Regions from separate parts of the Homo sapiens genome. Here region 1 is linked to region 2. Evidence: read pairs that join two places in POLR2A ChIA-PET (ENCODE). Cell type or tissue: OCI-LY7. All regions are shown on one strand. Links, peaks and the distances in the headings refer to the core of each region. The heading gives the core; the rest is flanking DNA.

The links. ChIA-PET counts read pairs that join two places held together with the same protein. Peaks named below come from ENCODE experiments on the same cell type or tissue, not always from the same donor. Only the 100,000 strongest peaks of a DNase experiment are listed, where the experiment ranks them.
Region 1: POLR2A ChIA-PET joins it to region 2 with 5 read pairs; 1 of 35 experiments calls an interaction of 5 or more read pairs at or near these places.

What each region holds. Positions count from the first base shown.
Region 1 is chr11:85,069,021-85,084,656 of GRCh38, reverse strand. The region is part of intron 6 of DLG2 (discs large MAGUK scaffold protein 2); the gene reads left to right. Among named protein-coding and RNA genes, the nearest start is that of DLG2, 550 kb to the left of the region's middle. In OCI-LY7, for the core only: no CTCF peak of the experiment used is centred there; a DNase peak (open chromatin) is centred at 8,186.
Region 2 is chr11:84,534,478-84,550,113 of GRCh38, reverse strand. DLG2 (discs large MAGUK scaffold protein 2) reads left to right here. Exons shown (of 28, transcript NM_001142699.3): 7 at 15,383-15,544. It also overlaps the pseudogene HNRNPA1P72. Among named protein-coding and RNA genes, the nearest start is that of DLG2-AS2, 900 kb to the right of the region's middle. In OCI-LY7, for the core only: a CTCF peak has its summit at 6,506 (motif pointing right); a DNase peak (open chromatin) is centred at 6,533.

The DNA of each region.
Region 1 (15,636 bases), core at 4,293-12,292, 530 kb before region 2:
AGAGCTGCTCACTAGTTATGAGTCCTTGGATTAGCCAGTAACATCTTTGTCTGTCAAAACCATGCTGACTGGTTACACTTTTAGTTGATACTACTCATATCAGGGGGACTCTGAGGGTCACCCTTAATGCTACTTTATATTTCTAGCTTATGTATTCTCAACTCAGATAAATGGACTATAACATATCTTCACTTTCCTCAAAACTACACTCTTGCTCTCAACAGAAATTCATGCTTTCTATTTTACTAAGAATGTAAAAGAAACCAGAAAAGAACATTTACCAGCCCCTACTTCCATATTTTCTTAGATGCCTGCATCTGTACCACATATTCTGACTTTCCTTCTAGTACCCTACTTGAGCTCACTTCCCATACCTCGTGTGCTAGGTTTCATCTCCTCTTTCCTACATAAGAACATTGCTCCAGAAATTCTCTACTTTCTCTTCTCTTTCATCCATAATCAATTTTTCTTCTTCTATGGATAATATCCTTTAAGTGTTTCTTGGAATATCTTTTATTTTAAAAATCACTTTATCCCACATACTCTTTCAGCTGTTGCTCTATTTATCTGCTCCTTTTTAGAGCAAAATCCATAAGTACCTGTACTCCAATTCTGTGTCTATAATTCTTGTCTTCCCATTTTATTTTGTCAACCAAAAATAAAACTCCAAGCCCCCTCCCAACCAACTGAATGGACCCTTTTTCTTGATCACAGGCATTCCAAAGTTAATCTGAAACATGAGTTTAGGCCATGTTGAGAATGGGTGGTCAACATGCCCCATTATACCTTCCTCCCCTTAGAATTTAGGCACAACTGACCAGCATTAACATTAAAACAGAGACCTTAAAACAATCTATTCTCTCTGAGGCCTGTTACCTGAAGGCTTCATCTGCATAATGAAAACCTTGTTTTCCACAACCCATCATCTTAACCCACATACTCTCTTCTGTTGATTCCAGGTCTTTAGATAAACTCTTAAAACCAATTGCTAACCAGAAAATCTTTGAATCTACCTATGACCTAGAAGCCCCCCTGCCGAACTTTGAGTTGTCCTACCTTCCATACCAAGTCACTGTGCATCCTACATGTATTGATTAATGTCTCATGTTCCCCTAAAACATATAAAACCAAGCTGGAGCCTGACCACCTTGGGCACATGTTCTCAGGACCTCCTGAAGCCATGTCATGGGAATATCCTTAACCTTGGCACAATAAACTTTTAAATCGATTGAAACCAGTCTCAGATACTTTTGGTTTACAAATTGGTGACCAATGGAAGGGACACTGCATGGAGGAGGCCCTGACCTTTGACAAATCTCCTATTGGTGCTTGGTACCAGCTTGGGCTGTCTTTATTGCTCAAACCAATAGGACAGGTTCTGATACCCAGGAGGCTCCCCCATTCAGAGAAACCCTGGTCTTCCAAAATTTGGTTGAGATCTAAGGTTTCTTTTGCTGTATAACTGCTTTTCTGCAGTTTTACTCCCTCCCAACAAGGAAGACAAATTTTCCTGCTTCCATGATTATGGAGGGCAGGCAACTCATTTCTGGAGTTTTAGCTCACTTCCAACAGGGAGGGTGAGTTTGAGTTTCTTCCTGCTACTGAGATGGTAGACAGTAGTCTTGGTCTTGAGTCTGGGCCCCATTCCTTGGTAAGTGGCTAAATTGAGGTTTTATCTTGAAAATTTTCCTTAATGGCTAAAAATTAAGATAAACAACCAACTTGTCTTAATTTCTCTTTACCATTAGAGAATGGCTCAGTAATTGTATTGTTTTGTTGTTGTTTGTTTGTTTTGAACTTTCTTTCATTGGATTTGACCAATTATACTTGTTCAAATCAGAATAAGAATTCTAAATTGTGGGGAACAAGGCCTCTTAGTTGGCTAAAATTTTCCTCAGGTGAAAAAAAAAAAAAAAAAAAAGAAAGAAAAGAAAAAACCATGTGCTTGGTTTCTCTGTTTGGTTCCTTTCTCAAAAAAATTGTTTTTTTAATTTACTTTTCTTCCACTTTTTTCCTCCTTCCCTTTTTGCTGTCTTTGTTACCAAGTGAAAAAACAATCAAGAGAAGGCTTCTAATGACTCTGACCCCTTAAAGAACTCATATAAAGGTGCAACTTACCTCTTTTTAGGGTCTTCTGCTTTTTTGGTGGAGTTTAAACAGTCATGGGGAGATTCTTCTCACGTCTAAAGCTCTGCTTTCTTGTATTGCCTTACCCAACCTTGTTGGCTTTGGGAGGCACCAGAGATCACCTTTTACTATGAGAAAATTTGAGAAGGCCTGGAATGGCAACTCTCCCCTTCTATTTTTGTTGGCACCTGTAACATTTTTTTCTTTCCCTCCTCCAGTTCTAAGTCTGTTGTTATTGCCTGAAGCTGAAATGCTTTAGTTTGAAGGTTTTTTAAAAAAAGCAGTATTTTCCTCCAGTATAACTTAATTCTGTATTCTTGTTTTTTCTTAATGTGTTTAGGGAGCAGGAGCCCTCTAAAGGTATCAACTCATAAAAGACAAATTGATCAAAAAGAAGGCATAGATTTTTTTTGGCATGTATATCTGGGAGTTATCAGAATAAAGACCTAAGATACAGGAGAAATTGCCCATTTTTTTTAAATGGTTAAGTTCAACAAACTATGGATAGCCATTAAAAATATGATGAAACACAAGTGTATAAATCATTGCCAGTAGCCTGTGTGGGGAAACTCAGCAAGGCCTGTTTGTCTAGATTCTTCTTAACCTCCCCAAGTATGCATTTCCTTCCTCCTGGATACAGGGGTCTCATAATTTACAAACAACAAGTAAGGTCAGATGATTTCTTTATAGACAGCTGTATACAGAAGGATGGAGGAAAAATTAAGATTTCACAGCAGGCCCTAGCTGCTTGGATAGCACATCTAAGAATAATGGAATATTGGAGGGCAATTCTGGTGCCAGCAGCCACAGTAATTCCAACTCCAATAGCTTACATTAAAGTTGCTGCAGTTAAAAAGCTCATAATTGGACCTTGGGCAGTCTACTGCAAGACCAGCCACCACCTGTCTCCACCCTTGCCTCAATGTCCTTAGCTGGGTGTCCTGCAGGACATTAAGCGTCTACTTTGAGAAAAATTAGAGTAATATTTTTAGGTTTTATGACTGGCTTTGAGGAAAAGGAGTTCTGGTTTCTAGGACCCACCTTGAGAAGCAAGATTCTAGTTTTTATGGCCAGCCTTGAGAAACTGCAAGATAGAAGGGCAAAAGAAGGCCAAAGTAAAACTTTTACTTCTGAGGCTTTCACTTTGCGGTATTGTTTTTGAGGCCCAACATATATCCTAAGTGTTCAATATAATCAGGCAACTTCCCATGCTGTTGCTAAGACTCACGTATTCTCTGCTCAAGGCTGCTATAATATAGAGTTTACTCATGATGCCGGACACACTATTCCCATGTCTGATTAACTCAATTGCTCTTTTCAGCAGGTTTGACTTTCAGGTTATATAAATGGGCTCCGCATAAGGAAAAGAAGTCACTGCAGAGGGTCTTTATTTTTTCCTTTTTGGTAATTAGACAAAGAAACAAAGCTTTAATGTTTTATCAAAATAATTCCTGTTTGTTTTTATTAGGTTTTTAATTATAAAAAAATCAACTAAACTTTAAAAGGGTTAAGAATTTATACCCACATAACTTCTTTATCAAATTATTATTATATAATGTAGTTTTAATAAAATGTTTTGAGCCTTTTTAACATCTTTGAAAAACATCCTCAATTCAAATCCTAAATTAACTCTCTGACTTAGACTTATTGCTGGAGGCTTGTCAAATAGAAAAATTAATCACCCCAAGGTTACAGAATTCTTCTATGGTTTCCAACTAAGATACAGTAAACACCACCTCCAGCTTGATGATTGGACAACAATTGAGAGACTCCACTCTGCCCCATTAAAAAGGGTCTATATAAAATATTGTTAACTATCCCTTTGTGGTATTAAGTTACAGTGTTTTGACTCTGCATACACCTACCTCATCTAGAAAGGAGCACTGACTTCTACTGAATCTTGAACATCACCAATATCTGGCATGAAATTCAAGTTAACCGAAGCCTCATCTTCAGACCTGGGAGAAGATGACAGCTAAAATAAACTGCTCTCATATGACACTGAGCCAAGCCTCTATATAAAGATGTGAATGCTAATTCAATAATTTTTCCTCTGTCTAAATTAATATAATTTGTTCTATGAGTTAATATTAGATCATTTAAATGTTTAGCTACCCATGAGTTTTCTTTACCTGTCATTATCAAAACTAGACAAAGCTTATGTCCTTTTTTTAAAAAACATTGCTAATTCTATATAGCTTACAAAATCAGTGAAAACAAACAAACAAACAAGAAAAGATTACCTTCTTTCCTTTCTAGCTGATATCCTCCCAATTTAAAACCTTTTAAAATCTTACTGGACCTGGTTTATTTTCATTGCTAATGCCCCACCCCACTACTAAAAATATAAAAGCACCTATCCCTCTTGGTTCAGGTACTATCACAGAACAGGTGGGCATGTGAGATTGTAAGGGCCAATTTTGAGGGATACAATTAGTTGAAATTCTTCAAATCAAGGATAGACACATAGATGCCTAAATAGCTGGCAAAATAAGGGACTTTGCCTCCTGGGTTTTTACATGGCCCCTTTCCATCCGTCTCAATCATAAGGAATTTCTAACTGAAAGAAAATTACTGAGAGGATATCAAGATACCTAGTGGGCCAGGTGTGGTGGCTCATGTCTGTAATCCCAGCACTTTGGGAAGCTGAGACAGGTGGATCACAAGCTCAGGAGATTGAGACTATCCTGGCTAACATGGTGAAACCCCATCTCTACTACAAGTACAAAAAATTAGCCAGGCGTGGTGGCACATGCCTGTAAACCTAAGCTGGCTAATTTGTTGGCTTTTCTATCTTAAGGTTTGATGAATGCCTGTCCACCTCCATTCACATCTGGCTTTGAACACTTAAATTAGCTATAGGTCTTTTGGCTCAAAGTCACTTGGCCATAGCGGTCCCACCAAGGGACAGGATAGACCCAGAGCAGGCAGCTGTGCCGCCTTGGAAATGCTATGGGACAGAATAAAAGTTTGGCCATTGATGTTGCCTCTGGCAAATCTTGGCCAGAGGGGGATAAGGTAAACCAAAAAAAAAAAAAAAAAAAATTCTAAGCCTCCCCCAACCAACTGAATTGATCCCTTCTCTTGGCCAAGGGCATTCCAAAGTTAACCTTAAACATGAGTTCAGGCCATGATGGGAATGGGTTGTCCACATGCCCCATTATATCCTCCTCCTCTTGGAATTCAGGCACCAAGTGACCAGCATCAACATTAAAACAGAGACCTTAAGACAATCTACTCTCTCTGAAGCTTGCTACCTGGTGGCTTCATCTGCATAATGAAAACCTTGTTCTCCACAATCCCTTATCTTATCCTAGACACTCCCTTCTACTGATGCCAGATCTTTAGATAAACTCTTTCAAACAATTGCCAATCAGAAAATCTTTGAATCCACCTAGGACTTGAAAGCCACCCTGCAACAATCTCCCCACTTCCAGTTGTCTTGCCTTTCCAGACTGAACAAGTGTACCACTTATATGTATTGATTGATGTCTCAGACCCCCCCCCTAAAACACATAAAAGAAAGCTTTTGCTGTACTACCTTGGGTGCATGTTCTGAGGACTTCCTGAGGCCATGTCACAGGCATGTCCTTAACCTTGGGAAAATAAACTTCTAAATTGATTAAGACCTGTCTTAGATACTTTTGGTTTACAAAACTTGAACGCATTTTATTTAGGATCTTGTTTCTACTACTATGACAAATCACTCTTGGCTAGGTTAACAATAATTTTTATGTTGACAAATCCAGTGGATGAATTCTCAGTTCTCATCTTAACCTATGAAGGTTTAATATTCCTACCTCTTTGAAAAATTTCTTTATTTGGTTTCAAGACCATTCCTCTCTCTCCTGTTTCTTCTTCTCCTACCAAAATGTCTTCCCTGCTTTTTAGCTCTTGACCCTAATAATCTGCTGTAAAAATACAGGAAAGGTTATTTCAGTCCTCTGTGAATCCTCACCTGAGTTTCCATCTCACTAAAATGAAATGCTGAAGTCTTTATTGTTGCCTACACATCTCAAGATGTACCCCTTCTATATGTCTTACTACTTTCCCTTTTCCTTCACTTCACTCCAGTCATGCAGTCCTCCTTGAGCATTTCAGACTTGCTCCTACCTCAAAGCCTTTACACTTGCTTTTTCTTCTGCCTGGAATGTTCTTTCAGATTTTCACATAACTAGTTCGCTCACTTCCTTCAGGTCAGATTAAACATTGTTAGTAGAGCCTTCCTCAATAACCTTATATATTACCCTTCCTCTAGTCCACACACACTGCCTGTCATTTTCAGCTTGCTTTATTTTTCTCCATTGCACTTATCACTACTTGACATACTAGATATTAACTTACCTGTTTATTTCCCCCAATAGAGTAGGCTTTATGAGGACAGTGATTTGATATATTGTTTTGCACGGTTTTTTACTATGGCCATAGAACAATACCTGACTCACAGTGGGTGTTCCATGAATGTTTGTTGAATAAATGGAAATGTAAAAAAGGTAATAATACCTGAATTAAAGTTGAAATGGAAATAAAATAATATTCCATATATTAGCCCAGGACTATAACATGTTAGTTAGCATTTACAGCTTCTTGGATTCTACATGATTGTTGAATGATGCAAAATAATTCTTATAGACAGCACAACCCTGTTTTGTTGAAGTCAGAGATGGCATGTCTTGGTCATATATAATGGAGACTATCCCTCTAAATATAAATGGAAACTGTAAGCCAAGAACTGGTCTACATATGTAACGCAGGAAAAAAGAACTTGACTTTTCTTTTTTCTTCTCTTTTTCTTTGAACATATTCCCCACACAGAGATAAAAATAGTGTCAGCTTTGAACTTGAAAAATGACATTATATGTGCAGTAGCACATTTTTCATTTTTATAACTTTTGACAATTATGATGTTAAATGTATTTTTAACCTATAGATTTGCATTAATATTGAGTGAGGTTCAACTTTCCATTCACTGGCATTTAAATTTTGTGCTTTTAACTTTATATCTGTTTTTTTCAAGTTCCAGCAAATAAGTTGGAAGAAAAGACACAACATAAAAAAATTTAAGAAGCAGGCACTTGGAAATTTTATTGCCAAACAACTCCACTAGCATAGGCTTTTTGAAGCAGTCTTGGTCTAAATTTGTTCCTATCACTCCTTTTAGTTCCTATGTGGGCCTCTTAATAGGAAATCATATACCAGATGAACATTAACCTCCTATGAGGAGTCTTCCTTATCACCTTAACTCACATGCTCCTTAACGCAGGTGTTCTTTTTTTCCAAACTCTAACCCTAACCACAACACCTTTTTTCATATCATTTTTATGGTGATCATTGTTATTATATTTTTGTACAGACATGATTTTTCATATGTGGTTTTACTCATGCAGTCAAAAATCTTTGAACTGCTGAGCCTGTGCCAAGCATTGTCCTAGTCTGTGGTTACACAGATATTTGAGACATGGTTTTGGCAACTCTTTCCCTTCATTACATTGTGATTTCTTTGAGGTTCAATAACTGAGGTGCTTATCTTTATGTGCCTGGTAATTAGCACAACACTAAATAAATATATGTAGAATGAATTAATGGGTGTCTTCATTACAGTGGGAGTTTCTGAGGACAAGGTCATGTCTGTGTCTTCAGTGCTAAATGCAGTACCAGGCACATAATGAAAGCTCAGCAGATATTAAATGGAAGGTAAATAATGCCAGTCAAGGGGTCATCTTTCACTCTGGTTTGTGGGACAAGCCAACGTTAAAGTACCAGAGAGGAGAATCTGTGAGCTTCTGTGGTTTGAATGAGGCCTTTACTGCTTCTCTGTAGTCCCTTTTATGTACATGTGCCTGCCTAGCAATTAGCAGAGGAATGCTCTAGATAGATTAGCTGAGTGTGCCAGAGTATGACTAGTCTCCCAGAGGGTGCTGAGCGTCAGTGAGGAGGACCACATTTGGAAGCTGATGCTTCAAGGCAGTTACTTCTCTGGCAGACCTTGATTATGTCTGTGACACATGGCATCACTCTTAAAATTTGAGACAGGTTTGGTGCCTGAAGGACTTGTCAAACCATTTCCGGGTTGTTGCCTCCAGGTGGATGAATAAAGTTTAGAAAGTTAATTGGCTGTTTCCTGAATGAAACTTGAAAATTGAACTCATCAGGAAGTGTTTGCCAGCATGTACCCATTTTTTAGGTATCAGTAATTCTTAATTTAAATGGTTTTGATCTCATGTGGTACATTTAATCAACAGTTTTCAGACTAACCCAAATACATGTTGCTTCTTACCAGAGTGAGGAAAAATACTGTGATTCCTTCATATGTGGAATGGAATTTCAAAACTCTTGCAAGACTGATAAGCTTTTTGACATCCAGGACATACCTTATTCATCTGTGTATCTCTAGCTGTAATAGCATACTTTCTGACACATGGTAAAAATTCATTATTACTTTGATGAAAGATTGACCAACAAGCTTAATGTGTGAGTAAATAAATTCATTTACCAGATGACTTGAGATCATCAAAGTAGGGGAGCTCTAAATATAATTGCTAAGTAAAATGGCAAGGCGTGTTGCTGTTCCTGTTCCTGTATCCCCCTTGTATAATTTTTATTTCACAAATAACACATGACTACATTCTACTTACAATAATTAAATTCATTGTAGACAAGTTGCCCTTGATTAAAACACCTAATCAGTTTTATTCCCAGAGGTTACCACTGTGATCAGTTGGCATGTGTTCTTCCAGACCTTGGTTTTTGCACATTACAATTATATTATATATTTTCTGAGAGTGTAAGAGTGTATGCACATACCTATATACATAAAATTATATATTTTTGGGAGTATATGCACATATATGCATATATATACACTCTCAGAAAATATATAGTATAATTGTGCAGTTGTGTGCATATGTGAGTATATGTGTATGTGAGAAAGAGATAGAGTAACTTATTTAAATAGTGGTATACTCTGTAATTTGGGGTTTTTTGAAATTTGCTTATTTCAGTCAGTAAAATGTTTTCAAGATCTATTTGGCCATATTTGGATTTACCACATTATATGTGACTGAATACATGCTTATTAAGTGGTTTGGCTATACCACATTTCTACCTATTTCCTATTTAAATATTTAGATTGCTTCTAAGTTTTCACAGATTTTAGGAATGATGCAATGAACATCCTTAGACACACATCCTTCAGTATGTAGGTAAGTCTTCTTATACCTAGAATTATAATTATTAGGTCACTGAGTATACATACTTAAAATTTTAAGAGATATTGCCAAAGATAACCTGCAAAGTGGCTGTACAAATTTACATTTTCACTAACAGTGTAAAACAATATCAGTTTCCTCATATATGCACCACGATTTTATGCTATACAAGTTTTTAATTTGTACCGGTCTTTTTAGATAAAATAACATCCCATTTTAGTTTTATTTTGAATGTCCTGTGTTACTCCTCATGTGTAAGGCTGAACATCCTCATGCATTTATTGCCTGTTGCTATTTTCTCTTCCTTAGATTGCCTGCCTCCCCTTTTAGTTCTAATTTAGTAAACAATGGAAAGGAGAGCATGGTAATCTCAAGTAGGCTAAATTAGGCTTAATGTAACTTCAGTGAGGGCCTATTGCCATAGAGCATCTCTCTCTAGATTTACTTGTTCATTTGTTCCTCCATTTATTAATCAAATTCAAATTTAGCACATACTGTTTTTCATGCATGTACTAGGGCTGGGGATAGAGTAGGTAACAGTCATGGTTCCTCCGCACAAAAGCATGAAGTTAGAGGGAAACATATGCCAGTGCCTCAAGTCTCCTCCTATATTCTTGAAGACATTTCCCAGAGCAGCATTGCTACCTTTTACAAACCTATTGATGTTTTTGATTCTCTTTTCCTTAAGAGAATATTTGATGTCCAGTATTCTTCTACTGTTAACAGAAATGATCTTCTGTTGTTTATGGCCCAAGTTTTTACAGATAAATGTATATAAGGATGAATCCTTTTTTAGAAGGTATGTTCCCAGCTATTGCGAATCTACAGAATAAAAGGAAAAGTAGATAATTATCTCATCCTTCTAGCCTGTGTCTTGATGGGATTAATTTCCTCCCTGCTCATTATATATAAGGCAGGTCATTACTTCCTGATTGTAAGCACCTGCTGATTCACTGGCAAAAAAGTGGTAGAAATGAGAAGCTGTATAAAGGCTTAGAAGTGGTGAAAGTGTGTCTGAGAAGTTTTAGAGAAAAGATTCAATCCCAAGGGGACTCAAGATTCTACCTTAAAAAAATTATTTTAGGTTCAGCAGTACATGTTCAGGCTTTTTATCTAGGTAAATTGCATGTTGCAGGGGTTTGGTGTACAGATTGTTTCATCACCTTGGTAATGAGCATAGCACCTGATAGGTAGTTTTTTGATCCTCACCTTCCTCCTACTCTCCACACTCAAGTAGGCTCCAGTGTCTGTTGTTCTTTGCATTGTGTCCATATATACTCAATGTTTAGCTCCCACTTGTGAGAACCTGAAGTATTTTGTTTTCTGTTCCTGTGTTGGTTCACTTGGATAATGGCCTTCAGATACATTCAGGTTGCTGCAAAGGACATTATCTTGTTCTTTTTTATGGCTGCATAGTACTCCATGGTGTATATATACCACAGATTCTTTATCCAGTCTACCATTGATGGGTATTTAGGTTGTATGTCTTTGCTATTGTGACTAATGCTGCAGTAAACATATTCATGCATGTATCTTCGTGGTATAATTATTTATATTCCTTTGGATATATGCCCAATAGTGGGATTGCTGGGTTGAATGGTAATTCAATATCCTACTTCTTGAAACCTTAGAAAGAATATTCTTTGACAGAAAGACTTAATCTAATATTTAGTTTTAATCCCACTGATGTGCTACCTTGTATATCACAATGTAGTAAGAAGGTACAACTTCAACTAGATTTACAGGTGGTACTAGTGAAAGGCTGAAAGCAAATGGATATGAGTGGGCAAGAAGACACCAAGAACACAATACTTACTACCACCATTTATTACTAGGAACTCTGGTAAGAGTTTTGCCTGAATTTACTTACGCAATCCTGATAATAATCTTTTAAGATGGATATTTGTATTTCAATTTTATTGATAAGAAAGGTTAAGAACTTGTTAAAAGGTTATTCAGCCACTACCATGGCACAAGCCTTCTTTCTCTGTGCCATTTCCAGTGAAGCTGAAAATCCACCATTTGTTTTCACCATCACAGAGGAGACAAAGGACACCCTGGAGTGACCTGGAAGGGAATTCCTTGTGCTTTCTAAGGCTCTGACCTCAAACAGGGTGAGAAAGAAGAGGTTTAGGGGTCTGTCTGTATGAATATATCAGTTTTTAATCTGTGCTATGTTAATATGGCAAAGGGAAAATATGTATTTTTAAAATTTTGAAATATGTTTAATATGATAAAATGTGTTTTGGCCATCTTTGTTCTTCATATTTTAGTTAATGGAATACAAATACTAGTATCTAATAAATACCTTGTCATTCCACATAAAAGCTCTTATTTTTGACATTAAAAACTGAATGGCCTCATTTTGAATGCATTAGGTTGTTGTTTTGTAGCCTGATGGGATGTGAGACCTTTTTGACCCATCATCCAAAATATCTGTTGATGCTATCAAATGATGAAATGTCATTTATCTGAATGACTGATCAATTTTCATAGCCAGATTTGTAGATGGCATTTACCGATATGTTGCTAAAGACAACTGTTGGCAGCCCATGCAGCCTACTCTTTGCAACCAAGTGTATTTATTATGGGCTTTGGAATCCCATAGACTTGGGTTTGTATTCTTTCTCTTCCATTAGTGCTGTAACCTAGGACAAATTACTTAACCTCTCCAAGTCCTAATTACCTCATTGCAAAATGTGATGAAAGTAATCTGTTTTATAGACTGCCATGATAATTAAATGACGAAATGTATTTAAAGCCCTTGGCAAGGAGGGTGTGTTAAATATATGTTAGCCATTATCATCAATACTTAAGAAATTAACCAAAAGATAGTGTTTCTCAAAATATAGTTGCTGAATGCCTGCATTTGGATCACCTAGAATGTTTGTTTAAAGTTTTATATCCCTGGGTTCTAATCCAGACCTCTTGATTCAGAATCTCTTTGAGGGGAGAGTGAGCGTAGTAAAATTTTCACAGTAGGACTCAAAGAATTTATACATGCTTAAGTGTGAGAACCATGGACACAGGAAGAATTGAAGTGGTGGTGATGCTGTATACCCTGGTTCAGCCACATTTACGAGTGACTGCTATATGCCAAGGACTGCCTTAGGCACAAGGGAAGTAAATAAGATGGCCTATTGTAAAAATTAGAATGTAAGAGAACAATAAGCTCTTGTTTCTGTAGCAGGTACAATTGTAACAATGAGGACAATGAACTGAAGAGGGAATACACATCATTTTGTATTCATGTTTTATTGCAATCTACAAATGCTCACATTTTTACCTTTGAGTGACATAGGGATGCTAAGATTAAATGCGTTCTCATTTCATTTGTGTTGCGGCATGGACTGAATTGTATGAAGAAGTTAATTTTCACCTGTTTGGTAGATTGCATAAAAACTGGGTAGGATGATTTTTGCTTCTTTTTAGAAAAGCATTTTTAGAGAAATGTTTTCCATTTCTGAACACAAGAGAGAGATGTAAGGATACTTAAAGAACTCTTTGGCTTCAAGGCTTGGTCCAGTTTATTCTAATCATATGAATCGCCAGAATTTAAATTGCTCTTGAAATTAGACCTTAAGGCATGCTTCTTCCCTAGAGTGCCTGATTTTTTTCAAGATACAAGGATCAGTTTATGTTTGAATTTTTTTCATTTAGTGGAAACATATAAATTCTTTTGGAGTTGGCTGTCATAAAGTTTATAACAATGATTTGGCATGTCCACAGATGTCATCAATGAAGCACTTGCATATTTCCAGAGAAAGTAAGGTTTATATTCCATATGAACAAGATGCATCCAGTTCTTGAGATGCCTATCATATTGTCGCTTTCAAATAATAATCAACATTCACTTATGTTATTATCTATAAAGTAGTTTTTCTACACATCACATTTGGTCATTATAATAGCCTTTCTTACTATTAATAATTCACAGCCAAATCTGCTTTACTTTTAGGTCATTTTGTCTGGGTTGGCTTGGAGTCAACTTATGCAACCAGGGTAATCTCCACCCCAGTGACTGCGTCATCCTAATGGGAAGTTCTTTTACATATCTACCTTGAGCTTCCATGGACGTAACGCTAAGGTTTAATTTCAAAGTCTGGAAAGAGTATTATAAAAAATGAAGATAGCAAACTCCTGTCCACAGTAGTTAAATGACTAATGTGCTAGACAGTGTTCTGATAGCTTTATATAGATGAATTCATTTAATCCTCCCAACAACTCTATGTGTTAAACGCTATTGTCCATTTTACAAATGATGAAACAGAGGCGTAGAGAGATCAGGTAGTTTTCCCAAGGTCACACAGATTAAAAATCAGTTGTGCTTGGATTTGAGCTCAGACAGACTGACTCCAGTGTCCAAGCTCTTCACTGCTATTTTGTACTCCTCTCCAACCTGGTTTTGAGTAGGAAAACAACTTCACAAGGACCTACGTACCAACATGAAGGTAAAAGTTGTAACATTATAGACATTTCACAAAGCAAAATTTGAAAATGCTATGAGATTTTAGAACAAAGAAGATGGCTTGGGCTAGAGTAGTCAGAACAGGCTCTGTGAAAAAGGTGGGAGAGGATTCATTCTTCAGAGGGTGGATGGTAAGTGATTATATATAGCACAGTAGAGTGTAGTGAGGAAGCACAGTCTTTGTAGTAAAATAGACCTGGGTTCAATTTCCAGTACCTAGATACAGGCTATGGGACTTACTTTTTGGTTTAGTGCTTATACTTCTTAAAGTTTTAAAACATTTTTATAGATTTAGGGGATACAAGTGCAGTTTTGTTACATGAATATATTGTGCATTGGTTAAGTCTAGGCTTTTAAGTACCTGTCACCTGAATGTACCGAGTAGGTTTTTCATATTTTCTTTCTTTCTCCACACGGTTTCTTTCTCCAATTATCTACTGATAAACACTTAGGTTGATTCCATATCTGTGGTATTGTGAATAGTGCTGCAGTCAATATAAGAGTGTAGGTCTTTTTATTTATTTATTTATTTATTTATTTATTTATTTTTTATTATACTTTAAGTTCTAGGGTACATGTGCACAACATGCAGGTTTGTTACATATGTATACATGTGCCATGTTGGTGTGCTGCACCCATTAACTCGTCATTTACATTAGGTATATCTCCTAATGCTATCCCTCCCCTCTCCACCCACCCCACGACAGGCCCCGGTGTGTGATGTTCCCCTTCCTGTGTCCATGTGTTCTCATTGTTCAATTCCCACCTATGAGTGAGAACATGCGGTGTTTGGTTTTTTGTCCTTGCGATAGTTTGCTGAGAATGATGGTTTCCAGCTTCATCCATGTCCCTACAAAGGACATGAACTCATCATTTTTTATGGCTGCATAGTATTCCATGGTGTATATGTGCCACATTTTCTTAATCCAGTCTATCATTGATGGACACTTGGGTTGGTTCCAAGTCTTTGCTATTGTGAATAGTGCCACAATAAACATACGTGTGCACGTGTCTTTATAGCAGCATGATTTATAATCCTTTGGGTGTGTACCCAGTAATGGGATGGCTGGGTCAAATGGTATTTCTAGTTCTAGATCCCTGAGGAATCGCCACACTGACTTCCACAATGGTTAAACTAGTTTACAGTCCCACCAACAGTGTAAAAGTGTTCCTATTTCTCCACATCCTCTCTAGCATCTGTTATTTCCTGAATTTTTAATGATTGCCATTCTAACGGTTGTGAGATGGTATCTCATTGTGGTTTTGATTTGCATTTCTCTGATGGCCAGTGATGATGAGCATTTTTTCATGTGTCTTTTGGCTGCATAAATGTCTTCCTTTGAGAAGTGTCTGTTCATATCCTTCGCCCACTTTTTGATGGGGTTGTTTGTTTTTTTCTTGTAAGTTTGTTTGAGTTCTTGGTAGATTCTGGATATTAGCCCTTTGTCAGATGCGTAGCTTGCAAAAATTTTCTCCCATTCTGTAGGTTGCCTGTTCACTCTGATGGTAGTTTCTTTTGCTGTGCAGAAGCTCTTTAGTTTAATCAGATCCCATTTGTCAATTTTGGCTTCTGTTGCCATTGCTTTTGGTGTTTTAGACATGAAGTCCTTGCCCATGCCTATGTCCTGAATGGTATTGCCTAGGTTTTCTTCTAGGATTTTTATGGTTTTAGGTCTAACATTTAAGTCTTTAATCCATCTTGAATTAATTTTTGTATAAAGTGTAAGGAGGGGATCCAGTTTCAGCTTTCTCCATATGGCTAGCCAGTTTTCCAAGCACCATTTATTAAATAGGGAATCCTTTCCCCATTTCTTGTTTTTGTCAGGTTTGTCA
Region 2 (15,636 bases), core at 3,418-11,417:
AGGCTCGTTTTACAATACTTGGAAAGATGACTGCATGACACTGGTAGAGAAATAGGAATGCTGGGTGTGGTGACTCATGCCTGTAATCCCAGCACTTTGGGAATTTGAAGCAGACAGATCACTTGAGGCCAGGAGTTCGAGGCCAGCCTGGCCTACATGGAGAAACACTGTCTCTACTTAAAAATACAAAAAATTATCCAGGCGTGGTGGTGCAAGCCTGTAATCTCAGCTACTTAGGAGTCTGAGGTGGGAGAATCTCGTGAGCCCAGGAGGCGGAGGTTGCAGTGAGCTGAGATTGCGCCACTGCACTCCAGCCTAGGTGACAGAGCGAGACTCCATCTCAAAAACAAACAAACAAAAAAAGAGAAATAGGAAGAATCTTATATTTCCTAAGCACCTGTTAGGAGGCGGGTCCTGGCCCAAAGAGTTTGGGCATATTATCTCATCAATTTCCTATAGTGACACTGTCATACATTATTAGTCCAATTTTAAAATGAGGAGTCTGAGTTTCAGAGAGCCTTCATACTTCCCTAAAGTCGCACTGCTGGTTGGTGCAGGAACAGGATTTAAACCCAGGAACTGAGCTGCAGGGAATTTGCATCGCTTGAGGAAGCATTTTGCTGAAATGAACATTTCCTCTTTTCTGGGCACCAGGTGCACTGAGCAAAACATGTTTCTAGCTTTTAGTAGTGAATGATTCTCACTCACAGATGCTGTAGCAGTTGCACAGCTGGTGGATTAGTCAGACAGGGACTGCCCACAAGATCGTACAGTGCTCAATAGAATCCAGTGGCAGTTATCCCTGGAAAATTACTCAGACCATGTTTGAAGTTTTGCTTCAAATGGATGAACTACTGTTGAGTTTGCTCCCAAATCATTGCTTTGATTTCTTGGTACCAAAGCAATTTGACTTAAAGCCTGGTCCTCTCCAGCAAATTTATTCCCGGCACATCCCTCTTTCATTTGTCAGCTGGAAACCCCTTCCTTTGCATCCTTCAGCCAGTTCTCAAAATTAACTCAACTGAACATGGATAAACCCTTTCCAGGACTAGAGAATTTTTCCTTATCACAAAACTTATACCACACTGAACCTTCTCCAGTACAACAAAGCAAATACTTGATCATGTTTTACATATTCTAATTCTTTTTATTCCTCAAAGAAATATATGTAGCTCCAAAAAATGAAAGTAATAGTCATCCAGAAATAACCATGGTCAACATATTAGTATATTCTTCCAGACCTCTTCCCTGCCTTGCATACACTTTAATCTATTTTATTGGGCTTATTTGAGGTTGGTACACTCAAATGTGAGTCAAGCTGCTGACCTGGGGTTTAGATGGGCTCGTGTAAGAATACTTAGTGTGGTCTCCGTATGTTTATTGTGGCACTATTCACAATAGCAAAGACTTGGAACCAACCCAAATGTCCAATAATGATAGACGGGATTAAGAAAATGTGGCACATATACACCATGGAATACTATGCAGCCATAAAAATGTTGAGTTCATGTCCTTTGTAGGGACATGGATGAAGCTGGAAACCATCATTCTCAGCAAACTATCGCAAGGACAAAAAACCAAACACCGCATGTTCTTACTCATAGGTGGGAATTGATCAATGAGAACACATGGACACAGGAAGGGGAACATCACACACCGGGGCCTGTTGTGGGGTGGGGGGCGGGTGGGGATGGATAGCATTGGGAGATATACCTAACGTTAAATGATGAGTTACTGGGTGCAGCACACCAACATGGCACATGCATATATGTAACAAACCTGCACGTTGTGCACATGTACCCTAAAACTTAAAGTATAATAAAAATAAAAATTAAAAAAAAAAGAATACTTAGCGTTGTCTCATTTGTGTGTTATGCTTCCGTAGCTGCTCTGACTCAGTGCTGGCAGTGGAGAAGGAAGAAGGGAACTCAGTTCTTCTCTGCATGTTACTGTTTTTCTTTCTGTCAACTCTTTTACTCCAGGAAGCCACCAGCTAATACACTTTGTCAGGGATGTCATACCCAAAGCTGGAACAATTCTCCCTGCTAAATGAAAACTTTCAAAGGAACTCACTTTATTACCTGTGCTACACAACATAAACCAATTTTTGATTTTATTGTTGAAAATCTTACAGGGTACTACTGTTCAATAACCAGCTCTACTGTAGAATAGTGACAGGCTTCTTGACTATGCACTACTTCTAGGATGTGCTAGTCATGGTGGAGTACACAGGAGTCTAAGGAGCTTACATCTCTACCAGGGGTAGTTCCATTTAGTAGCATTTATTAAGCACCTACTGGGTCCCAAGCAGAATATTTGCCCCTGGTACAATAATGAATTGTGAACTCTTCCCATTCCAGTGAGAATGGCAGAGACATACATGCTTTGAGAAAAAAGAGGGATTCTCAGGGAGTCAGACATGGGAGCACAGAATAAGAATGCTTAGCCAAATTTGGATGTCTAGGGAAAGCATCTGGAAAGATATCATTTATCAACTAAGTTTTGAAGGTTGAGCAGTATGTGAAAAAGAGTTGGGAAAGTTATGAGAGGTAGAGAAGACATCAAGAGCAAAGGGCAAGGATGAGCTGTATCTTCTTTATTCACTATTACATCTCTAGCACATGGTACAATATCTGGCATAGAAGTGGTGCTCAGTAAATTCTTTTTGCATACAAAAGTGCAAAGAGAAGGTTTTCAAGCATTTAAGATGGCGTAAAGAAAGGCTAAAGTGTACTTTGTGAGACTAGGAGGGCTGTGAGATTTGATAAACTGTCTATGTGTTATGGAGTAGTGGGAGAAGTTGCAGTTAGAGAATTTGAAAAATTCAAAACAGTAAAAGGCAAAAATTTTTCCTTTAGTTTTTTCTATTCTTCCAATTTTTTATAATCAAATAACATATCTAATGTTCCAGTAAAACAATCATAACTTCTACTAAGTGACTACTTACTAGATCACAGACACTCACTCTTCTAAGTGCCTTCCATGCATCATCTCACTTGGCTTTCTAAAAAATCTTGTGAGGTAGTTGCTATTCCAGTTTTGCAGATAAGATTACCATGTCTCAGAGGGTTTAATAAGTTGCCCAAGGTCATGTGGTTATCAAAGTAGGAATTGATGCAGGCCGTCTCTCCAGAATCTGCGCTTTTAGGCGCTGTTCTGAAACTGAGGTTCTAGAAACTTATTCTACTGAGATACATTTGTCACCTTACTCCTTTTGGCCCTGGGATGCCACAGAGGAATCATCACTAAAGTCTATCTTCCTACTGCCATCATGTCTAAGTCGGAGTCTCTGAAAGAGCCCGAATAACTGGAAGGTCTTCATTGGAGGGTTGAGGTTTGAAACAACCCATGAGAGTCTGAAGAGCCATTGTGAGCAATTGGGAGCACTCATGGACTGTGTGGTAATGAGATATCCAAACACCAATTGCTCCAGGGCCTTTGGGTTTGTCACATATGCCACTGTGGAGGAGGTGGATGCAGCCCTAAATGCCATGCTACATGAGGTATGAGAGAGTCGTGGAACCAAAGACAGTTGTCTCAAGAGGAGATTCTCAAAGACTAGTTGCCTACTTAACTGTGAAAAAGATATTTGTTGATGGCTGTATCAGCTCATGGTTGCACTGCTATCAAGAAATACCCAAGACTGGGTAATTTATAAGGAAAAGAGGAAAAGAGGTTTAATTGGCTCATGGTTCTTTCAGTCTGTGCCAGAAGCATGATGCTGGCCTCTGTTGGGCTTCCGGGGAGGCCTCAGGAAACTTTCAATCATGGCAGAAGGCAAACAGGAAGCAGACTGACATGGCCAGAGCAGGAGGAAGAGAGAGGGCAGGGGAGATGCTTCACACTTCCAAACAATCAGATCTCGTGAGAACTCTGTCATGAGACAGCACCAGGGAGATGATGCTAAACCATTAGAAACCACCCCTATGATCCAATCACCTCCCACCAGGCCCCACCTCCAGCAGTAGGGACTACATTTCAACTTGAGATTTGGGTGGGAACACAGATCCAAACCATATGAGTGGCACTAAAGAAGACACTGAAGAACATCACCTAAGAGCCAGGCATGGTGGGTCACTCTCACAATCCCAGCACTTCGGGAGGCCGAGGCGGATGGATCACTTGAGATCAGAAGTTCAAGACCAGCCTGGCCAACATGGCGAAACCCCATCTCTACTAAAAATAAGAAAATTATATGGGCTTGGTAGTGGGCACCTGTAATCCCAGCTACTTAGGGGGCTGAGGTGGAAGAATCACTTAAACTCAGGAGGCAGAGGTTGCAGTGAGCAGAGATTGCACCACTTCACTCCAGCCTGGGCTACAGAGCAAGACTCCTTCTCAAAAAAAAAAAAAAAAAAAAAAGAACATCACCTAAGACATTACTTTGAAGAATGTGGGAAAATTGAAGTGACTGAAATCATGAATGACCGAGGCAGTGGCAAGCAAAGGGATTTTGCCTTTGTAACTCTTAAGGACCATGACTCTATGAATAAGATTGAAGTACCATATTGTGAATGGCCACAACTGTGAAGTTAGGAAACTTCAAAGAGTGTTCAGTAAATTCATCCCTGTCAAAGCAAGAGAAGGCTAGTGCTTCATTGAGCCAAAGAAGCCAAAGTAGTTCTGGATGCTTTGGTGGTGGTTGTGGAGGTGGTTTTGGTATGAACTATGATTGTGGAGGAATCTTCAGTGGTCGTAGTAGCTTTGGTGGCAGCCGTGGTGGTTGTGGATATGGTGGCAGTGGGATGGCTATAATGGATTTGTAAATGATGGAAGCAGTTTTAGAGGTGAAGGAAGCTACAGTGATTTTGGCAGCTACAACAATCAGTCTTCAAATTTTGGACCCATGAGGAGAGAAACCTTAGGAGGCAGAAGCTCCAGCCCCTCTGGTGATGAAGGACAATCCTTTGCCAAACCATGAAACCAAGGAGGCTCTCGTGGTTCCAGTAGCAGCATTAGCCATGGCAGTGGCAAAAATTCTAATTACTGCAAAGAAACAAAGCTTAGCGTGAGAGAGAGAAGTGACAGGGAAGCTACAGGTTACAACAGATTTGTGAACTCAGCCATGCACAGTGGTGGCAGCACCTAGCTGCTACAAAGAAAACATGTTTTAGACAATACTCATGTGTATGGACAAAAAATTCAAGGACTGTATTTGTGACTAATTGTATAACAGGTTATTATTGTTTCTGTTCTGTGGAAGTGAAGAGCATTCCACCAAAGACTTTTTGCTGTGTGAAAAATTCACTTTTAGCGACCACTTTTTTTGGTTGTGGCTGTTGTTGTTACGACAAATCTGCAGAGTACCAAGTTCTTGAGACTCCAAGCCAAAGGGAGCATTACATTTGCCAAGCAGCCACTGTATGCCAGGAGTACAGCATCTCATTCAATCTTTGTATTTCTATGAGATATATATTGTAATTCCTGGTTCATAACTTCAGTCAACCAAAGCTCAGTTGTATCCAGCAATGTGATAGATGTCTCCCAGATAGCAAGTAGTATAACCAAGATTTGAGATCATGTGTCTAATGCCAGAATTCATGCACTTTCCACTATGTGAGGCTGCCTCTTGGAATCAGAGGACTATTTTGGTTTGAAACACAGCTTTACTATTTATTTAGCACTTTAGAAACTCTCTGACCCTCTGTTTTCTCATTTGGAAATGAGAATGATGATACCTGTTTAATCTATCCAATTCTTGAGAGAATTACTCAAGACAGTGTTGCTGAAAGTGCTTTGTAAATTATAAAGAGCATCCTCAATGTGTGGCATCTTACAAAATTTCATTTTGCAATTCCATACTCGTTATTTTCCCAGTTCATAGGTCTGTGGTTCCATTCTGACTTAGAGAGCTTGAGGTCTGTTTAGAATTAAACAGTTAACTTTAGAATTACAGTTACCTCTCCTGTGTGAGTCTAGCCTTCCCTAGATCCTGAGCCTAGCTCATTTTAGGGGAGAAATGGCATTTCTACCAGGCTACATTTCCAATATCTTCAGTTAACAGATGGAGGGTGGCACTGAGCTAGAGTAAGTTCTCCCATAGTTATTTAAATCATCAGTTCCTTAAAAAGGATCTTAGAATTCATTAAATATTCATGAAGCATCCTTCCTGGCAGCTAGTCCATAGTAGGTAATTACATAGAGTTTAAAATATCTGACGTTGCTTGGAAGCACACAAAGCTCTGTCAGCTGCAAGCAGACAGCTGATTTGTAATTTAATTAACATCCTGGCTTGTCCTGTTCTTTGTGGAAAAAAAGCAGGAAAGTATTTCCTTTCACTTTTGAGTTTTGTTTAAAAAAAATTCAAATGGAGCACCTGGGAGAGCTTTTTATTTCTCCCATCAGTGCTGTTACTTACATTCTTCTCCAAACTGGAAAAATTCCTCTTTCAAGGGTTCTTTGGGCAAGCCATATTGCTAATTGTGGGTCATTGTTTTTTTAAAGGGTGATTATTTTGAAGATAGATCTGGCTGCAAAGTACTTACTTATTCAACAAACATTTATCAAGTAACTCCTATGTGGCAGGCACTAGAGGTCAGCAGTAAACCAAGCAGGTGGGGCCCTTGACCCCATGGGGAGAGGGGCGGGGACGGTTAGTTCAGTGGAGGAGACAAACATCCAGCGAATCATCACAGAAATAAATGTAAAATAAAAATGTGCCAAGGTTTATGAAGAATAAGGACAGGGTGCCCTGAAAGCCTATGAAGCAGGGAGCAGTGTGCGGTGTGCAGAGGCAGGGAGAGAACTTCCTAATCTGGGAAGTCAGGAGGTCACCTTGAGGAAGTGAAGGGGAAAATTATGTAGTCTCTCTTGCCTTTCCTCCTCCCATTTTTCTCCTATCTGAAACTACCTACCTCCACCCCCAGATTTGCAACCTATATGTAACCATTCTGAAAGAATGGATTGGAATAACAGAAATAAAACTGTGCTCCAGTCAGGATATCATTCAGAGAATTCATTTCAAATTAAAGAAATGAATATAAATATTGATCTGATCATTGCACTGAACATTCCTTTATCTTCTCTTGTTTTCTTTTTTACCCATGTTTTCCCTCCAGAGAGGAAGGCAGTGAGTAGGAGTGAGGATGCAGTAGGTATATAAAAGTGATGAGACACAGGTCATAGATAGGCTGAGGCATCATGGAAAAAGGAAGAAGCTGGAGAAAAGGATTTGCTGGGTACAGACTGCAGAAATCCCTAAAAGTAAATGTCAAAGTGTTTAAACAAATCATTGTTCTCAAAATAAGAAGGTGGCTGGCAGGGCCTAGATGGGAATACTCAATTATGGAACTTAAATTTCTACAGCCTTGAGATGAAATGGAAATTTTTTGTTTTCACGTGGTTCATCATTGAGCTCGTTTTCTTTGTCCTTTTGGTTTTCTGTTTTTTTCTGAGATTCACTTACCTCTTCCTTAGGGATCCCTTTGAAATTCTGTTATTATTATTATTTTGTTTTTACCAACTTCTTGCTTCTAGAATATGTGCTTCCTTTCAGCCCAAGCACATTTTTTAAATTAAGAGGCTTTCTTCCAGAAGCAGCACTCAATCAGTCAACACAGGCCTATTGGACACACACTATGTATGTAGCATTCTAGCCTGACCACTCTGCAGGATACAAAGATACATGTCAGGGTTCTTACCCTCAAAGAACTTGGATTACAGAGGGACAGATAAAACTTGACACAGAGAACATGGTTTGTCAGTATAGTTAACAGAGACAGTGAAACTAACAAGTTTTTTAATGTCAGGCTTTGTGTAAGGAACTGTAATTATTACTTAATTTTATACCTGCTTCATAATGCTACTATCAGCCTTAAGTGGGATAATTTCTGTGACATTCTTAGCAAAGCGTTCATGGATAGTATTCACTATTAGGTATGATAATATGCCACCTATTCATGTGCACACAAACATGTTCTAGCTCTCCAGCTTTTGATTTGTTCCTTCCCCCTCTCTCTCTTTCTCTCTCTCTCTCTCTCTCTCTCATCAGTACTGTGCCAACTCCTGCTACAAGGGGGAAGTAGAGCACTTTTTATGAAGCAACAGAGGTAAACTCAGATTTTTGTTTATGAAACCTTGAAATATTTCCAATTTCTGGATCAGTTATCATGCACTGTGCCAGCAAAATGCCATCTTCCAAATTGCACCAGAGAACCTCCAGTGACAGATCAGGCACATGTAAGATTCCGTTTTTAAATTCTGGGAAACTCAGGATGGTTTGTTCTGACTCACACAAGCATCAGCAGAATGTACTGAGCAGAGCCTGGTCAGACTTCCTTAGCCTTTTTCTGTCTGTGTAGGGGGGACTGTGGTAGAAAATGAGTATGAGTATAACTGCGTGCAAGCTCAGCTGGGAGGGCTTTCTGATTATGCGGATCATGTTATTGCTCAGATAATTACAGTTTAATTCAGTTAAACTTACATTTACTGATCTCTTTTTATGTGTCATTTGTCGGTTGGGCATTGGAGATTCAGAGATGAACATGACTCTACCTCTGCTCTTGAGGCATTTGTGGGCTACTAGGGGAGATAGGCACATGGAGAGGTCATTACAGTATAAAGTTCTTATTCATTGACAAAATCCTGTGCAGAACACTATGGGAGCATAAAAGAGATACAGATTTCCAACCTTTGAAGTCAGAGAATGCTTCTGAGGAGGCAACACTAAATCTGATAATCAAGGACCTAAAAAAGTTTGCTTGATGAAGGAATCTGGGGTTGGGGGCAGGGTTAAGCTTCAGAACGGGGACGGGGATAGAATTCCAGAAGTCAGGGGCAAAATGAACTAAGATAGGGAGACATAAGTAGTATACCAGGCATCCCTGTCTTGAGCACCTATCCTGCCTCTACTCCCCTTAGAGCTGAAACAGGAAATATAATCTGTTTACAAAGTTTCTTTATTATTATTATTATTATTATTATTATAATACTTCAAGTTCTAGGGTACATGTGCACAACATGCAGGTTTGTTACATATGTATACATGTGCCATGTTGGTGTGCTACACCCATTAACTCGTCATTTACATTAGGTATATCTCCTAATGCTATCCCTCCCCTCTCCCTCCACCACATGACAGGTCCCGGTGTGTGATGTTCCCCACCCTGTGTCCAAGTGTTCTCATTGTTCAATTCCCACCTATGAGTGAGAACATGCAGTGTTTGGTTTTCTGTCCTTGTGATAGTTTGCTCAGAATGATGGTTTCCAGCTTCATCCATGTCCCTACAAAGTACATGAACTCATCCTTTTTTATGGCTGCATAGTATTCCATGGTGTATATGTGCCACATTTTCTTAATCCAGTCTATCATTGATGGATGTTTGGGTTGGTTCCAAGTCTTTGGTATTGTGAATAGTGCCTCAATAAACATACGTGTGCATGTGTCTTTATAGCAGCATGATTTATAATCCTTTGGGTATGTACCCAGTAATGGGATGGCTGGGTCAAATGGTATTTCTAGTTCTAGATCCTTGAGGAATCGCCACACTGACTTCCACAATGGTGGAAGTAGTTTACGGTCCCACCAACAGTGTAAAAGTGTTCCTATTTCTCCACATCGTCTCCAGCACCTGTTGTTTCCTGACTTTTAATGATCGCCATTCTAACTGAGTGAGATGGTATCTCATTGTGGTTCTGATTTGCATTTCTCTGATGGCCAGTGATGATGAGCATTTTTTCATGTGTCTGTTGGCTGCATAAATGTCTTCTTTTGAGAAGTGTCTGTTCATATCCTTTGCCCACTTTTTGATGGGGTTTTTTTTTTTTTTTCTTGTAAATTTGTTTAAGTTCTTTGTGGATTCTGGATATTAGCCCTTTGTCAGATGGGTAGATTGTAAAAATTTTCTCCCATTCTGTAGGTTGCCTGTTCACTCTGATGGTAGTTTCTTTTGCTGTGCAGGAGCTGTTTAGTTTAATTAGATCCCATTTGTCAATTTTGGCTTTTGTTGCCATTGCTTATGGTGTTTTAGACATGAAGTTCTTGCCCATGCCTATGTCCTGAGTGGTATTGCCTAAGTTTTCTTCTAGGGTTTTTATGGTTTTAGGTCTAACATTTAAGTCTTTAATCCATCTTGAATTAATTTTGGTATAAGATGTAAGGAAGGATTCCCGTTTCAGCTTTCTATATATGGCTAGCCAGTTTTCCCAGCACCATTTATTAAATAGGGCATCCTTTCCCCATTTCTTGTTTTTGTCAGATTTGTCAAAGATCAGATGGTTGTAGATGTGTGGTATTATTTCTGAGGGCTCTGTTCTGTTCCATTGGTCTATACCTACCATGCTGTTTTGGTTACTGTAGCCTTGTAGTATAGTTTGAAGTTAGGTAGCATGATGCCTCCAGCTTTGTTCTTTTGGCTTAGGATTGTCTTGGCAATGTGGGCTCCTCTTTGGTTCCAAATGAACTTTAACGTACCTTCCATGCTCATGGTTAGGAAGAATCAATATCGTGAAAATGGCCATACTGCCCAAGGTAATTTATAGATTCAGTGCCATCCCCATCAAGCTACCGATGACTTTCCTCACAGAATTACAAAGTTTCTTTTACTCAAGTCCCCTTCAACAGACCAAGCTGAGGAGAGAAAAAGAAGAAAGCACAGACTGCAATACAGAGGCCTTCTGCCAATGGCCCTCATTTTGTAGGCAATAGAGAAATCCTCAAAGGTGCCCAGAATGACATTAGTACCTACCAGACAAGCCTTGGAATGAAAAGTTTGACTCAGAATTACCCAGAATGTTAGGGTTGATTCTTAGTCAGGGTGTAAGAATATTTCCTAAAAATTTTATTTCCTGAAGATAAAGTTGTCCTCTAAAGACCTTTGAGTCCTAACTAACTTAGAAGACTAAGTGCTCTTTCTCTAGAGTGAAATTAACATGTATTTGAAACCTGGTTTGCCACTTTCCAGGTATGTAAGCTTAGAAAAATACCTAATTATCTGAGTCTAAGATAAAGAGAATAACACCTATGTCTCATATGGTGATGATGGATATAAAGCATTTAATATGGCTCCAGGTACATTAACTGTAGCTGGTATTATTATTGGTTGTAATATTGCATTAGTGTTAGGATTAGCATTAATGTTGGTGTTAATATTAATCCTAGTGTTATAAATCAGTACCTTTGTTCAGCCAAAGGAAATAAAGATTTGAATACAAGCAGAGAAATTCTGCTATATCATATCAGGGTGATTCCTTTGGAAGCTTGAGTTTGAGTTAAAGATGTGACTTTCTCATCAGTTCTTGTCATTTCTTGCTTAGTCATAGGCTGAAGACTCAAAGAAAAAAAAACACGGGAATGTCTGGTTGGCACTGGGCAGAGTATTATTTAGGTCCACGGTCTCTTGGATGACTCCCTATTGTCTACAGTGGACACCAATCTGCCTTCCAGTCTCCTCCTGCCACACTGTACCTTACATCCCAAGCTTCATCCAAGTCTTACATCAGCTCACTAGAAGCAGACCTAAGATGAGATTTCATGTGTGCATGATTTATGGAGGGCAGTTCCAAGAAAAAAAAAAAACATAGGGAGTAAGGGAAGCACAAAGGAACTGTGCAGAAATATAGGTTCAGGTACAGTCTAAATTTAAGCTAATCTCGCTGGATACTTTGTAGTGTAATTCACATCACGGGATTTGTCTCACCGTGAGGTATGAGAGTTGGGGTTCAAATATGACTCCTGTGGACATCCAAGAGAGGAGGCTTCAATCACCTAAGGGTAATGTTCCTGAAAAGTATGCAGATATGAGCCTTCAATGGGTAAAAAAGATTTCCATGAATTTGGATGGGGACACAATAGCATCTGCTACAATCCACTTTAAGACCTCACTGTTCCCTCAAACATCATCCCCTCTTACCACATGTCTCTTCACATGTTGTGCCTTTGGCTGGAATATCTTTTACCTCTTTATGGTATTCCAGACCCTGTTTCAAACTGAGAAGCTGCAGCCAGCCAGCCACAAATGCTTGCCCATTTCTGCTCCCACAGAACTGAGTTTATCACGAGGTATGGTAGCTTATCTGTGCACAAGTATAACTCAGTAATTTATGGTCTTCTTGAAGTCAAGGGTTGTTCTTTTCAGTTCATATTCTTAGCATATACTGAAATGAATGATGAGGAGAAAGATATGTAGTACTTAATAGCCTGATGTCCTTTTAGATTGTGTCAAGCAAATGATGTGATTGTCCTTTTTACTTGAACCTGAGTTCACAGCATTTTATAGTGAAAAAGTTTTCATCCAGTAGCCAAAATAGTATTGTGGCTTAAGCAAGTGATATCTATTTCATCCATTTGTGTAATGGTAGCTCATGGCTATATTCAACAAACACTTATTGAGCATATGTGTTGTGCATATGACTAAAGACTGGAGATGTGAGAATAAACAATACCAATGTGGTCCCAGTCCTTACAAGATTTTACAGTTCCGTGGAAAAACACAGAAAATACACAACCATATAGCATGACAAGAGTTGTAATTGGAGACTCTAGGGAGTTATGGGAACATGCACATGAAGAAGTTCTGGAGATCTGTTGCACAACAAAGTGAATATAAGTAACACTACTGAACCGTATACTTAAAAATGGTTAAAATGGTCAAAATTTTATGTGTATTTTACCACAAATTTTAAAAGAAGCTTAAAAATGAGACTCAATAGTTTGTTTATATTTATTTTATAATTATTGGAGTGAGAATGTTGAGAACAAAAGTAATTCAGGGCTGGGTGCGGTGGCTCACGCCTGTAATCCTAGCACTTTGGGAGGCTGAGGTGGACGGATCACCTGCGGTAAGAGTTCGAGACCAGCCTGGCTAAGATGGTGAAACCCCGGCTCTACTAAAAATAAAAAAAATAGCCAGGCGTGGTGGTGCCCGCCTGTAGTCCCAGCTACTCGGGAGGCTGAGGCAGGAGAATTGCTCGAACTCGGGAAGCAGAGGTTGCAGTGAGCTGAGATCGTGCCACTGCACTCCAGCCTGGGGTGACAAGAGCTGGAGTCCGTCTCATAAAAAAAAAAGTAATTCAGAAGTAATGGGGGTTCAGCATATATAGTAGTAGGGTTATGGCAGTGTAAGAAAGCTTGTATTCTGTCCTGTGGGCAGTGTGAGCCATTGGAAGTTTTCAAGGAGGACTTTATCAGCATGTGATTCACAAAGTCCCCTGGATCAGTGTAGAGAATTTATGGGAAACGGGCAACCCCACAGACAGGCTAGCCAGCTCAGAGGCTGTTTCTATAGCCCAGCTGAGAACTTATGGGATCCTGAACATGGACAGTGTTGGTGGGGGTATGGGAAGAATAAGGAGAGTGTGGACTCAAGTATTATTTAGGATATAAATCAAGCAGACTCATCAACTTATTAAATTGGCAGATGGCAGCAGGCAAAAGACAGGATGGAGTCTGATTGACTCCTACTTTTCTGGCTCAGATGACAACATAGATGGTAGTGCCTTTATGAGAGAATCAAAAATGTGGAGCAGACGTGGGAGTTAATGGGTTGAAAGCCAGAGAAACTAAAATGGGCGCAAGTGTGACACTATTCCACTCATAATGGGCGTAACTGATCAAAAGTGAATGTTAAATTTGATCCATGTTTCTGAGGCAGATTACATTCCCAAATTATTCATAAGGTTAGATAAACAAAAGCATGGTATTTGCAGTTCACAGAAATGTTCTAACCTCATTGTGTCGTGTATTCTCAGTGATTTTTTTTTTTCTACTAAGCAGCCAATTCAGTTTTCAGACTTGGACTTCATCTCTTTATGGGGTAGAGGAGAGGCTGATGATAACTGAAAGAGGATTCAGACTGCAATGATCTGGATAGGGTCTTGGCGCTTATGCCCGTCAGTTAAGGTGACTCTTGACAAGTACCTTAACTTCTTGGAGTGTTAGTTTTCTCATAGGTAAAATGGCCAAGAATGATTGCAATGGAACAAGTTTGTGAGAGTTCTTTGGAAACTGCAGTTATGGCATTGTTATTTTTGTTGAGAGAGATATTACTTGGGACATTGAAGAAAGCCTACCTTGCCCCAGAAAGTATAAGTGTAAGTATTGATAATCTGCTTCTGAGGAAGAGTGAACAACAGATTGAATTACCATCCCTGGAGTGGTTCTTGTTACTTTTCCACTATGAGTCAGTCTGAGAGCTGATGTCCTAGAAGTTTTATATATATATGTATATGAAAAAATTAACCATTGATGATAACAATAATGGGACACTGGGAAGAAGTTAGACATCACAATTAAGCCTGTGATGGTGTTATGACAATGTTTAGATCCCTGTTCCCAATATCCCTGTGTTATGCACAAGGAACATAGGCAAAGTAAAGCAAACTAACACTTTATTATCTGATTAAGAGGTCAGATGTAGAGGGTTCCCTTTCTTCTTTCCCAGGTAGGACAACAGCCTTGAACAATGGAACTCTAAAGGGACAGATCCAAGGGAAAAGGGGTACAAACTAGAAAAAGACACAGAAATAGGATGGAGACCCAGGCTGAGGCCAAAAATGGAGATAGACCCCAAGAAGAGGGCTGAGTTCCCTCAGAGCATTCCTAACCCTGAACCTTTTTTTTTCTCTGCCAACTTCCTTATATCTGTTTGGAAGACTCAAACAATAATCTTTACTGGTACAGTCATGTGTAAGCAAGATGGTTAAGAAAAGAGGAAAAGGGAACAAGAGAGAAGAAGTATTTACCTCTGTCCCCTCAGGGAGCCATACAATATAGGCAGATAACTTGCCTTGATTTTTAAAGTTCTTTAAAAGAGCTAGCTCTGCTTCTAAAAATTGTGATCTTTTGTCCTGGAATCTGACTAACCCAAATCAATACTCCTTCTCCTAGCGGGTGAAGTAAAGAAAGATAAGCTTGTCTTCTCTTTGAGTCTAATACAAATAATGTGGGTGACAAAATTTTTTCCTCATTTCAAAAGGAACTTAAATCACTCACAAATTCTGAAGGAAAATTAAGTTTTCTAAATGGGATATATTGGAATTCTGTTTTCTTCTTGCTCAGTACTTTTTTTCTTCTCCATCCATAACCTAGAATTTTTAACACATACTTAGCTACTCTGGTCAGGAGGGTTACCTCCTCACTTACTTGAATAAAGTAAATGTTCTGTCTCATTTGTTATCACCTTTCTGTAGCTCATAAACAAAGAGAGTATATTATCAGGCAGAAACAAGTCTGGACATTGGTCAATATTCGTGGTTAACTCAGTTCTGCTTGCATTTGACCTGGTCTATGGTGACCGCCAGAAGAGTCTGCAGCAAAGCCCATTTGGTGAAGTCAACAGTAGGTGCACACTGTGTCCTATTGATGAAGTTAGAATATGAAGTTCAGTCTATATCCTTTACAAACACTGATATATACATACTTGTCCTTTCTTTTCTTTTCTCCTAGAAGTATCGATATCAAGATGAGGACGCTCCACATGATCATTCCTTACCTCGACTAACCCACGAAGTAAGAGGCCCAGAACTCGTGCATGTATCAGAAAAGAACCTCTCTCAAATAGAAAATGTCCATGGATATGTCTTGCAGTCTCATATTTCTCCTCTGAAGGTCAGTTATATTGCTCTTCCGACTTTATAGTTGGTGACAGTAGTTGGTCTTAATTGCTAATGGAGATGTTTGCTGGCCCGATTAAATGAGGC